2 separate regions of the Homo sapiens genome follow, and region 2 is linked to region 1. A link is a loop called in an ENCODE intact Hi-C map of the cell type or tissue named here. Cell type or tissue: CD4-positive, alpha-beta T cell. All regions are shown on one strand. Links, peaks and the distances in the headings refer to the core of each region. The heading gives the core; the rest is flanking DNA.

What was found. A loop is a pair of places that touch in the nucleus more often than their neighbours do. Peaks named below come from ENCODE experiments on the same cell type or tissue, not always from the same donor. Only the 100,000 strongest peaks of a DNase experiment are listed, where the experiment ranks them.
Region 2: it touches region 1 in a loop (13-fold over the local background); 76 of 110 quality-filtered maps call a loop at or near these places.

The regions. Positions count from the first base shown.
Region 1 is chr2:136,421,198-136,426,578 of GRCh38, reverse strand. No RefSeq gene overlaps it. Among named protein-coding and RNA genes, the nearest start is that of CXCR4, 310 kb to the right of the region's middle. In CD4-positive, alpha-beta T cell, for the core only: a CTCF peak has its summit at 2,978 (motif pointing left); DNase peaks (open chromatin) are centred at 2,258 and 2,928; H3K4me3 peaks cover 927 bases; H3K27me3 peaks cover 728 bases.
Region 2 is chr2:137,835,944-137,841,324 of GRCh38, reverse strand. No RefSeq gene overlaps it. Among named protein-coding and RNA genes, the nearest start is that of HNMT, 130 kb to the left of the region's middle. In CD4-positive, alpha-beta T cell, for the core only: CTCF peaks have their summits at 2,444 and 2,645 (motif pointing right); a DNase peak (open chromatin) is centred at 2,674.

The sequences.
Region 1 (5,381 bases), core at 86-5,085:
TCCTAAGGAATACTGTTCATTTTGTGGAGGGGGGAGTGATAATGTTGTTTTACACTTTTTAAAAAGTTTTTATATATTGAAGCATGTAAGAATGAAATAACATGAAGCCTAGTATTGTTTCTGAAGAATCTGGGAAGGAGGGTGGGCAGTGGCAAAATTAGGGATCTAGGACACAAAAGCTGTGGGATCAGCGAGACTGGCCACATGTTGGTTATGAGGGAGGCTGAGTGATAGGAGCAGGCAGGAATGCCAGTGGTTCCTACATTTGTCTGTGCATCAAAACCAGCCAGGGAGTGTCAAAGACACTGATACCTGTGTTCCACCCACAGAGACAGTGATTTACATGGTCTGGGAAAGCGACTCTGCTTTGGAATTTTTAAAAGATCCCCAAGTGATTCTAATATGCAGGAAACACTATTCTCTATACTTCTGAGTTTCAGTAAATTGCAGAACAAAAATGTCTTTTAATGTAACGGGGACAAAAGGGTAGTTAAGTAATAAGAGGAGGGTCAAGGGGCAGCCCCTGCCTCCCGCGTTGTCTGAGGATGAAGGGCTCGCTTGTCTCCCCTCTAAGTCCTTTGGTCCCAGCCTCCTCTGTCAGCAGCTGTCTCCCCATCTCTTGGTTTCTGACTCGGGGTACAGTCCACATTCAATGGCACAACCACATCAACCCACTGTCCTCTACAAATGGCACCACCCTCAAGCCCATAGAAGGACCCCTTGATTGTAGCTATTCCCCCTGACACTTCCAGTGAGCCTGGACTCCACAATGAAGCAATCTTTCCTCCCTCCCTCTTCTACTTTACCACCCTCACCCCATTCTCACTCCTCTCTTTCTTTTGTGACAGTGAATTATCCACTTTTGCCTCCCACTAGGAAGGTGAGACCAGGGCTTCCTAGCAGCCTCATGATTGAGTTTAATCATCCTTGGATGGAAGGATGTTTTTTTACCAACTCATTTCCAGCAGGACCTGCAAATCCCTCTCACCTGGTTTTCCAAAGACTCCCACAGGCAGACCCATCTTATGGGATAATGCTTTATTTTAACCAGAATGTCTCAATAATAGGTTCCATGTTCTCAGCTGTGCTCATGGTGAGGCTGTGATTTTCCTTCATGAAAATGCTATTATTACAGAACTACAGGGTCTCCATCCTCCCAAAAACAGTCTTCTATTATTCATGGGGAAATGGTGCTTTGGAGAGGGATTTGCATGTGGTTCTCTCAAGTGAGCCAAGCATGGCTGACAAAAAATGCCCTACAAACTGTAACTTCAGCAAGCCTCCCTGACATTCACCAAACACCTAGCTGTGTGGCCAGAAGTTCACTGCAAAGGTGAAAAGACCCCTGAAGTGAAAGAGAAGACCCAGTAAATGGAATCCTGACTACACCTATGGCTCCTTTATTCTTCTAAGCCACCTGTGAGGCCATCTGGGCCCTCAAGAAGTGAAGGGAAACAACAGGTATTAAGGACCCACTGTGTGCAGCTGCTCCGCACAGAAGCAAGGACTAAAAGTCAACAAGGGAAGCAGGTAGAGTTGGGTGTGCAATAGGGTGTGGTGGGGACTGCAGTCTATACACTGTAGAAAGGCAACCACTACATAGTTTCAGACCATTGTTTGATGTGGAAATACTGATTCGGTGTAGCCATGTCTATTTTTTTCCAGGGAAGCTGAGGACCTGGAATTTCAAGAGAAATCTCTCCATTATTTAAAATCATGGTAAATAATTCTATTTATGATGGCAAATAGTGTACACTCCAAACCCCCTGGTCTCCAATCTGCTACCTTGGCTTGATCTATGTTTCTCTCCGCTCCTTCCCTGAACATCCACACCCGCTAATTCTGCCTGCCTTCGTCCTGCTGCCTCCCCTGCCAGTCCCCAGCCCGGGGCACCCCATGCAGACCCCTGTCTCTCTTGCTGAACTGAAAACACCCCTCAGCATATCTGCCTGGGAGGCATCACCATGCCTGATTGCCTTAGCATCCTCAGAACCTTCTTGTGCCTGGCACACAGGTGGTGAAGTTGTGTGTGCTAAAAGAGGGAACAGACGAACTGCATTTCCTTTACTCCTCACCCCACCCCAGGATTCTCATCCCCATCGCACAGAGGAGTGAACTCAGGTTCAGCCAGGATGAGGTACCAGTCTCAAATCCCACAGCTGGTGGGAGGCTGAGCTGGAGGTGCAGCCCGTGCCCGTCTAACCCCAAGCCTCTGCTCTTTGGGCTGCCTCCTCGTGTCTTCAGGAGCCCTAAACCACGTGCAAGCATTTTGTACCTACAGGAAACCACTGTCCTAGCTTGAGGTAGGAACAAACAGCATATTAAAAGCATATAAAAATTCCCCCTCCACTTTTCATCCTAACGTGTCACCAGGCCACTCGCTGACTCATTTACTGTTATGGACTGCATCCCCTTGCTGGGTCAAAGCCTGAAGTGGGTGAGCAAGTCCATATATTTTAAATGCCCATAAAATATCCAACAGCAAGTGCATGTTAACTGGAGTCCTCGGCCCTCCACTGAGGAGTTTTCAAACCACACAAAACATCTATTCTGCCTTTGACCTTTTAGTATTTAAAACTATCACCAAAACATTGCCCTCCAAAAACAACAACAAACAAACAACAACAACAAAAAAAACAGAACAGCTTGTTCACATTATCCCTGAACACTCGTGCACACGCTGGAGGTCCTGCGTGCCTCTGAGATGCTCTTATGGCCTCCAGGGCGTACGTGGGAGTCGGCTTAAACCCTTCTCTGAGAACAGACACACCCCTGCTCCCAGGAAACTGACCTGCCGGCTTCAGCTCTAGCCCAGGTACCAGCCCCCAAATCATAAGAAAGCAAAAGCGCGGGGTCCCTCAACACCCCGTCTGCGATCTGCCGGGACGCTTCCGGCCGCGGGCTGCGCACGCCCTTGGCTGCGCAAATCCAAGTGCCTGGCCTGCCACCTTGTGGACACCAGGAGTAAAACCGCCGGTGGGCTGGCTCCAGTGCCCTCTGCCCACCTTATCTCTGTGCGCCTGAAAGAAAGGCGGCGAGAGGCGCGAATGCAGGTGAGAAGCGGATTCGTTCGGCAAAATTAGCTCGTGAGGAGGATTTGGGGAGCATTTTTTCTCCGCATAATTCAGACTTTTTATGTCAGGGGTGATGCAAGTTTTAAATGCCCCAAATCCAAACCAGACTCACCTTTAACTTTGGGGTTAACGCTAGTGTTAACTAAGAGTTTTTTTCCTTTTTCTTTGAGAGGGAGTTTTCGCTCTTGTCGCCTAGGCTGGAGTGCAATGGCGCGATCTTGGCTCATTTCAACCTCCATTTCCTGGGTTCAAGCAATTTTCCTGCCTCAGCCTCCCGACTAGCTGGGATTACAGGCACAAGCCACCACGCCCGGCTACTTTTTGTATTTTTAATAGAGACGGGGTTTCACCATGTTGGCCAGGCTGAACTCTGACCTAAAGTGGTCGGTCTCCTGACCTCAAGTGATCCGCCCACCTCGGCCTCCCAAAGTGCTGGGATCACAGGCGTGAGCCACCGCGCCCGGCCAAGAGTTTCTTAAACTTTAAGCAGTGTCAGGATCTCCCAGGGAGGTTTTGAAAATGTCAATGCCCCACTCACTCCAATCTATTTACTCAGAATCTAGGTGCCGCATCGTTATTTTTTTAACTTAATCTACCTTTATTGTAATTTTTAAAAATAACATACTTACCATCTTAACTATTTTCAAGCATACAGTTCAGTAGCGTTAAGTATATTCACATCATCAAGAAAATACTTTTCTTCCTGCAAAACTGAAACTCTGTATTTTAAACAACTCCTCCCCTTCCACCTTCTCCAGGCCCCTAGTTACCACCATTCCACTTTCTGTTTCTATGAATTTGACTGTTCTAGGTACCTCATATAATCATACGATATTGTCTTTATGTGACTGGCTTATTTCACTTAGCATAATGTCCTCAAAGCTTATCCATGTTGTAGCATGAGACAGGATTTCCTCCCTTTTTATGGTTGAACAATAGTTATCTGTGTTACATACCACAGTTTGTTTATTCATCTGTCAATGGACACTTGGGTTATTTCTGCCTCTCAGCTTTTTTTTTTTTTCCTATGAATGTGGATGTGTAAATATCTCTTTGAGGTCCTGCTTCAATTCTTTTGAATATATACCTAGAAGCGGGATTGCTGGATTGTCTGGTAATTCTATTTGGTACCTTTAGCTTTAACAGGCCCCAGGGTGATTCTGATACACAGAACCACGGGTGTAGCCCACTCCTTCACAACTCAGGTGGGGAATCCAGGGTCCAGATGATGTATGAGGATGCATTTGTGAGGTTTTGCTCCATCACTGCCTGCCTAATGAATAAACTTTGGGTTCTATGTAGTTCCAATTACTCAACCTGCTAATAGCCTAGAGGAGACAGACAACAAATCAGCAAACAAAATAATTTCAAAGAGTGTTTAGTGCTATAACAAAAGCAAGCCAGAACACAGTAACCATATGATAACAAGGCTAACCTGATTCCCATTTACAGCTCAGCAAAATGAGGCACAGAGCAGTTAAGGGCTAGCTGAATATGACACAGCCTGCCTATGGTGGAGCCTAGAATGGAAGCCAGCCAATAGAGCCCGCTTAGGGCAGGCAACGTCTCAACTGAGACCAGAATGGCAAGGAGGAGTCAGCCAAACAACGGTTCTGGGGCAGAGCATTCCCTGGCACCACACGCGAAGAGGTTGCAGAAACCGAAAGAAGACCAAAGTGGCTGCAGCAGCAGGGAAGTCAGAGGGAAAAAGGAGAGCACATGGGAAGGCAACAGGTCATGAAAGATCTCATTAGAGCGGGTGCCGTGGCTCATGCCTGTAATCCCAGCACTTTGGGATGCCAAGGCCTCCCAAATCACAAGGTCAGGTGATGGAGACTATCCTGGCTAACATGGTGAAACCCCATCTCTACTAAAAATTCAAAAAATTAGCAGGGCATGGTGGCATGTGCCTATAATCCCAGATAGGAGGCTGAGGCAGGAGAATCGCTTGAACCTGAGAGGCAGAGGTTGCAGTAAACCAAGATCATGCCACTGCACTCCAGCCTGGGTAACAGAGCGAGACTCCCTCTCAAAAAAATAAAAAAGATATTGGCCAGAATGAGGAGACTGGGTTTTATTCTGCTGTCTCTGGGAAGCCAGTGGAGCATTTTCAGCAGGGTAGAGACTTCAGCCTTTGCTTTCCTGTCAATACCCATCCCCAGTGATGCATTTGAGACATGGCTGCAACAAGAAACTGAGGTCTGGTGGGGACCCTAAGAGTCTAAGTTTCCAAGTTTTTGCATTCCTTGACATATTTCACTAATATTTCACGACAACCTAGACTTTCTGAGGCTAGACAATCACATT
Region 2 (5,381 bases), core at 254-5,253, 1.4 Mb before region 1:
CTTTAGTATAATAAGATTGTTTCAAAGACGTTTTTATTTTATTGCCAAATGTTTACTTATTTTTAGGGCAAAATAGGTCTTATGACTTGATGGCTTGTGTGTGTGTGTGTGTGTGTGTGTGTGTGTGTGGTAGCGGTACATATATATGTCTCCAACCACCATTAGGAAACAGGTCAAAATGACCATATTTCCACGTATATTCTTATACAGTATGGAAATACTCACCTAGGTAGGTACATGGGTATGCATGTTCAAGAAAATGAAGAATAGAAAGAATTAAGGAAAGATTATCTTCCTCCTTTTGTAATTTTTATTATTTTACTTTTTGTTTCAATCGCTTTTGGGGAACAGGTGGTTTTTGATTACATGGATAAATTCTTTAGTGGTGATTTAGTGGTGATCATGGGGTGCACCTGTCACCGAGCAGTGTACACCCCCTCCCACCCTCCCCCACAAGACCCCATAGTCCATTATATCATTCTTATGCCTTTGCATCCTCATAGCTTAGCTCCACTTATAAGTGAGAACATACAATTTCTATTCCTGAGGTACTTCACTTAGAATAACAGCCTCCAACCCCATCTAAGTTGCTGCAAATGTTGTTTCATTCCTTTTTATGGCTATGTCTTTCTCTTCAACATTCTCTACAAATGCACTTGCACCTAAAGGTATATGATTGGGCAAATTCTGTACCTATCATAGGCTGTAACTTGGTCTCTAATTTCACACATGAAATCTTTTTTCATTCACTTGGAGTTAATTCAGTGAGGATAGACACTGTCCTTCCCTTGTTCCCCAAGCATCAGCAAAGTGTTTAGTTAATCTCCCATTAAATATTGAATAGAAAAACCTTCATTTTCAGAAACTCTTCTTTATGAGGTCCTAATATATGCCATGTGCTCTGCTAAGTGCTCTTTGGAGACTCTTTTATTTAAGCCTTGCAACAATACTAGGAGGAAGGTATTTCACCCATTTTAATAATGAAGAAACTGAGCTTAGTAATATACTCAAGTTCTTAGATCTAGGAATAAATCTGGGATTTAAATTAAAATCTGTCTAAATCTATGTTCCTATCTACTGTTAAGTGTGGCTTCCAAAAAAGTGTGGGCAGAATCTAAGGGTGGGTGTGTCCTCATGCTTACAAGACTCTCTGCAGTCTGTGAAGATGGAGAGGCAGCGAGAAGGGAAAGAATGATCTCTGGGTGGAACTTGCCTCTCCCATCGCCACCATGGCCCAGCAAGAAACACTTCAGTCCAGATTTCCCTTCTCTTGAGTATTGAGTATGCAGAATAATGCCCCACCCACACCACGAAAGATGTCCAAGCCTCAATCCCTGGGACCTGTGAATATCTTATGTTCCATGGCAAAGGGGAATTAAGGTCACAGATGGAATTAGGGTTGTTAATCAGCTACCCTTAAAATAGGCAGATGGGACTTTATCCTGGATTACTGTAAGTGGTCTCAATATAACCAGCAAGGGTTTTTCAGTGGAGAAGAGAAAGACAAAAGAGAGCAAACCAGAAAGATAGCAATGTGAGTAGGACTGGAGCCATGTTGCTGGTTTTGAAGATAGAAGAAGGGGCCCTAAGCCAAAGAATGCAGACAACCTCCAGAGGCCGGAAGAGGTGAGGGAACAGACGCTCCCCTAGAGCCTCCAGAAGACACCAGCATGCCGACACCTTGGTTTTCGGCCCGTGAAACCTATTTTAAATTTCTGACCTCCAGAACAGTAAGATAATAAAAGTGCGTTGTTTTAAGCCACTAAATTTGTGGTAATTTGTTACAACAGCCACATTAGATGATTAATACTAGCACTGGTTGGTGTCTTGCAGCTTCAGAATGTATATTTTATAATGGGGCGGTGAGACCTCCTTCCGCTCAACTTGTACACAGAGGCACTCAGCACACATCCCTCAATGGGTGATCTCATTCCAGCACGTGCGCTGGGCAATCAGTACCAGAGGCAGTTCTGCCATGGCTTAGTGCATACGTCATCTTTGGTGGGACAAAAATTGTGTATGCAGATCTAAAAACATGATCAAAAGCAAGTCTATCCTAACATTTCTGTCAATTTACCAGGGGTATCCAATCTTTTGGCTTCCCTGGGTTACATTGGAAGAATTGTCTTGGGCCACACATAAAATATACTAACACTAACGATAGCTAATGAGCTTAAAAAATTGCAAAAATACTTACAATGTTTTAAGAAACTTTATGAATTTGGCCACATTGAGAGCTGTCCTAAGCCGCATATGGCCTGTGGGCCACAGGTTGGACAAGCTTTATTTAGATCATGCCGAAGGAGCACAGTTCCATGAGGAGGGAGGATGGGGAGCATGTGGTGTGTTTGCATACAATTTTAATTTCTGGATGTTTCAAGTCATATTCTGAGCACTGAAGGTAGGCCTAACTCACTTATCTGCTACACAAAATATGACCAAGTGGGGTACACATATGTAGGAGAGGTGTACAGGAGAAGCGGTGCGTGCATATATGGAAGCAAAGGAATGAAGTTGATGTAGATTTTTATAGAATCACAATGTTTAGAAGCAATATTTAAATATCAATTAATTACCAATACCCCCCCCAAAAAAAGAATGAAGACACCAGAAAAGGTATTATTTGTAATTAACTATGTAGCCACTAGATGGCAGTACAGTGTAAGCAAAAGGAAAATCTATTCCCTCAGCCCAAGCTTCTCTGGCTGCTGTTAAAGGATGTTTTACCGCTGTTTCAGGAGAAAAGGAGGAAATTCAGTCATGTTAAGGCAGTCAACTTAGAGGGCCAGGACTGTTCTAGATGGACTCCCGGGCTAGAAAGAGCATGGACTCTATGTGTCTCAGCTCCTCTAATTCCTATCTATGAGATCCTGGCAAGTTGCTTAACATCACAAGGCCTCAGTGTTCACATTTATATAATGGGTGTGAATGTTATTTTTCTTACAAGGGAAAGAAAAATGAAGTAAAACGGAGTAATATTATTAAAATACTTAAGATTTAATAAGCAGTCGATTATTAATAGCTCTGTGTCTCCTTTGGGTAGGGAAAAATAATACAATTTAGATTTTAGGTCCTAAACTAATCTCCAGGTATGGTTGTGAGGAAATTATGGGTCTTGAAAAGTAAAGAGAGAAGATTTATTCTTTACTCTGCTTCAATGTGGCTAAAGCTTCCCTGCAAAGTGTCACAATAACCTTCTCTTCATGTTCTCAAATGCAGTTGCTCCCCTCCCCATCTCTCCTTGACACGTGAAGTTCCTCTCCTATGAGGAGCATTGCCAAGTTTCGAGAGGTCTGCAATGTTGGACTAACAGTCATGGCCTTCGCACAGGCAGGAGGTCACAGCAGGGACTCCAGTGCTCACCACTTCCCTCTTCCTACATCTGCCTTTAGTTTATGAATGCATGAGAATTTCATAGTGAGTTAATGGAAGCCCTCCCAAAATATGTCCACATAGAACCCGTGAATGTGACCTAATTTAGAAAAGAAAACAAAAGGTATTTGAAGACGTAATGAAGTTAAGAATCCTGAGATGAGCTCATCCTGTATTATCCAGGTGAGTTCTAAATCCAATGGCCAGTGTCCTTAGAAAGGCACAGGGAGATGTGTGACAGAGAGGATTCGGCCATATGAAGACAGGGGCAGAGATTGCAGTGGCGTGATCACAAACCCAGGAACACCCGAGCCGCCAGAAGCCTGAAGAGGCAGGGAAGGATTCCCCTCTAGAGCTTCTGGGAGGTGCGTGGTTCTGCCAACACCCTAATTTCAGAATCCTGTATGCCACAACTCTAAGTAAATATTATAAATTCTTATCATGCTAAGCTACCAAATTTGTGGCCTTTTGAAATGGTAACTCTAGGAAACTAGTACAGGTTTATATCAAGAAAATTCCTGTCCCCATGTATTTTTCCAGTGTGCTAGAAATTCCATGATTAGCAAATTTATTCCTTTGGTTTAAATTGCAGATTCTTTTAAAATAAAATACATGAGATCCTGGGAAAGGTGTCCTATTTTAGAGAATGAATGTTCACACCACAGCCTCTGTGAATGGATGGCTCATATCTACAGAAAAGCACTGGATACTAGGAAGGAAACAATTCTAAAGGGTTGTAGGGTTGTAGGGCACTGGCTCTAGCAGACCAGCTTGCCTTGCTGCAAGACAACTTGTCTGGCGTTTGACCCAGAGGTTCCTCATTACTTCAATGGTCTTCAATGAAAGAAGCCAAAGTTTGGAGAAACCCCAAAGAGTATTGCCTTTAGACCCATCTAAGACCCCACACTGGACTAATTTCTGGAGGCCCCTTGCCATCGAGGATGTGCCCATGGGGCCAGTGGAACATGTCCCCAGAATTAGCATCTTCCCCTCCCAGCCAGTGATACAGGTGGTGCCCAGATCCCAGAATTATTCACCCACATGGCCTCCCAGCCCTTCCCCAAGTCCCCTACAGGCTTTTTCTCTAGACCTGCCCTCTCTGGGGTGGCTAGCATTATACTGTGCACACTCCTAGGCTGGGGGTGGTGAATGTGTGAGGCCCTTCGCAGGAGAGAATGGAGCCGACAGGTGGCTTGCTGGGCTCCAGGACCCTTCTCTTCTGGCACCTCCAGGTTCTGGCTGAGGAATTTGATCATTCTGAACTGAAATGTAGCCTCTCTGGTCTTTTTTGTATATTTGTCAAGGTAGGAGGATTAAACATATTTAATTAAATGATTAGTTAACTTGGCTTATAAATTAAAATATTTAGACAAGTGGAATGTGGGCCTTACATTTGCATCCTTTCCTTGGGACCAGCCAAACATGAGGTGGCCCTGCCTCTGAGATAGGCAACGCTGTAGGAGCACTCTGCAAGTTGGAGTAGTGTGTGAACGGCAGTCCATAAAAGGCAGGACATAAAAGCAGAATCTCAGTGCTGGAGGTGCCCACAAGGAAAAAAAAAAAAAAAACCCACAAAAGGAATTGGTAGTAAAACCCAAGCATCACACCAACACCAAGCACGGAAATGACTACATCACAGACAGCAGACACCAGGTCCCCCATCTCCTGGCTATTCGACTTTAGAAAAGAAGCTTAAAGTCTTGAACTGAAATTCTTAAAATATAAAATCAGGATGATTAAATATATGTCAAAGAGTTATTATGGGAATTCAGAAAGCAGTAAATCAAAGTCATTACTTTAAAACAAGGACACATACTTCAGATACTAAATGCAGCGTAAATTGTAACTATCCTTGTTACAGCTATTGACAATGTATCACATGGAATTGCTGGGACTGGGGAGAGTGAGTCTTGGGATGAGAAGCAACATTGAGATGGACACCTCCCTCAAAAGCATCAGATGTCTCAGTAAGAGAGGCAAGCTCTGATCTCCCAAATTGAGTTTTGTAT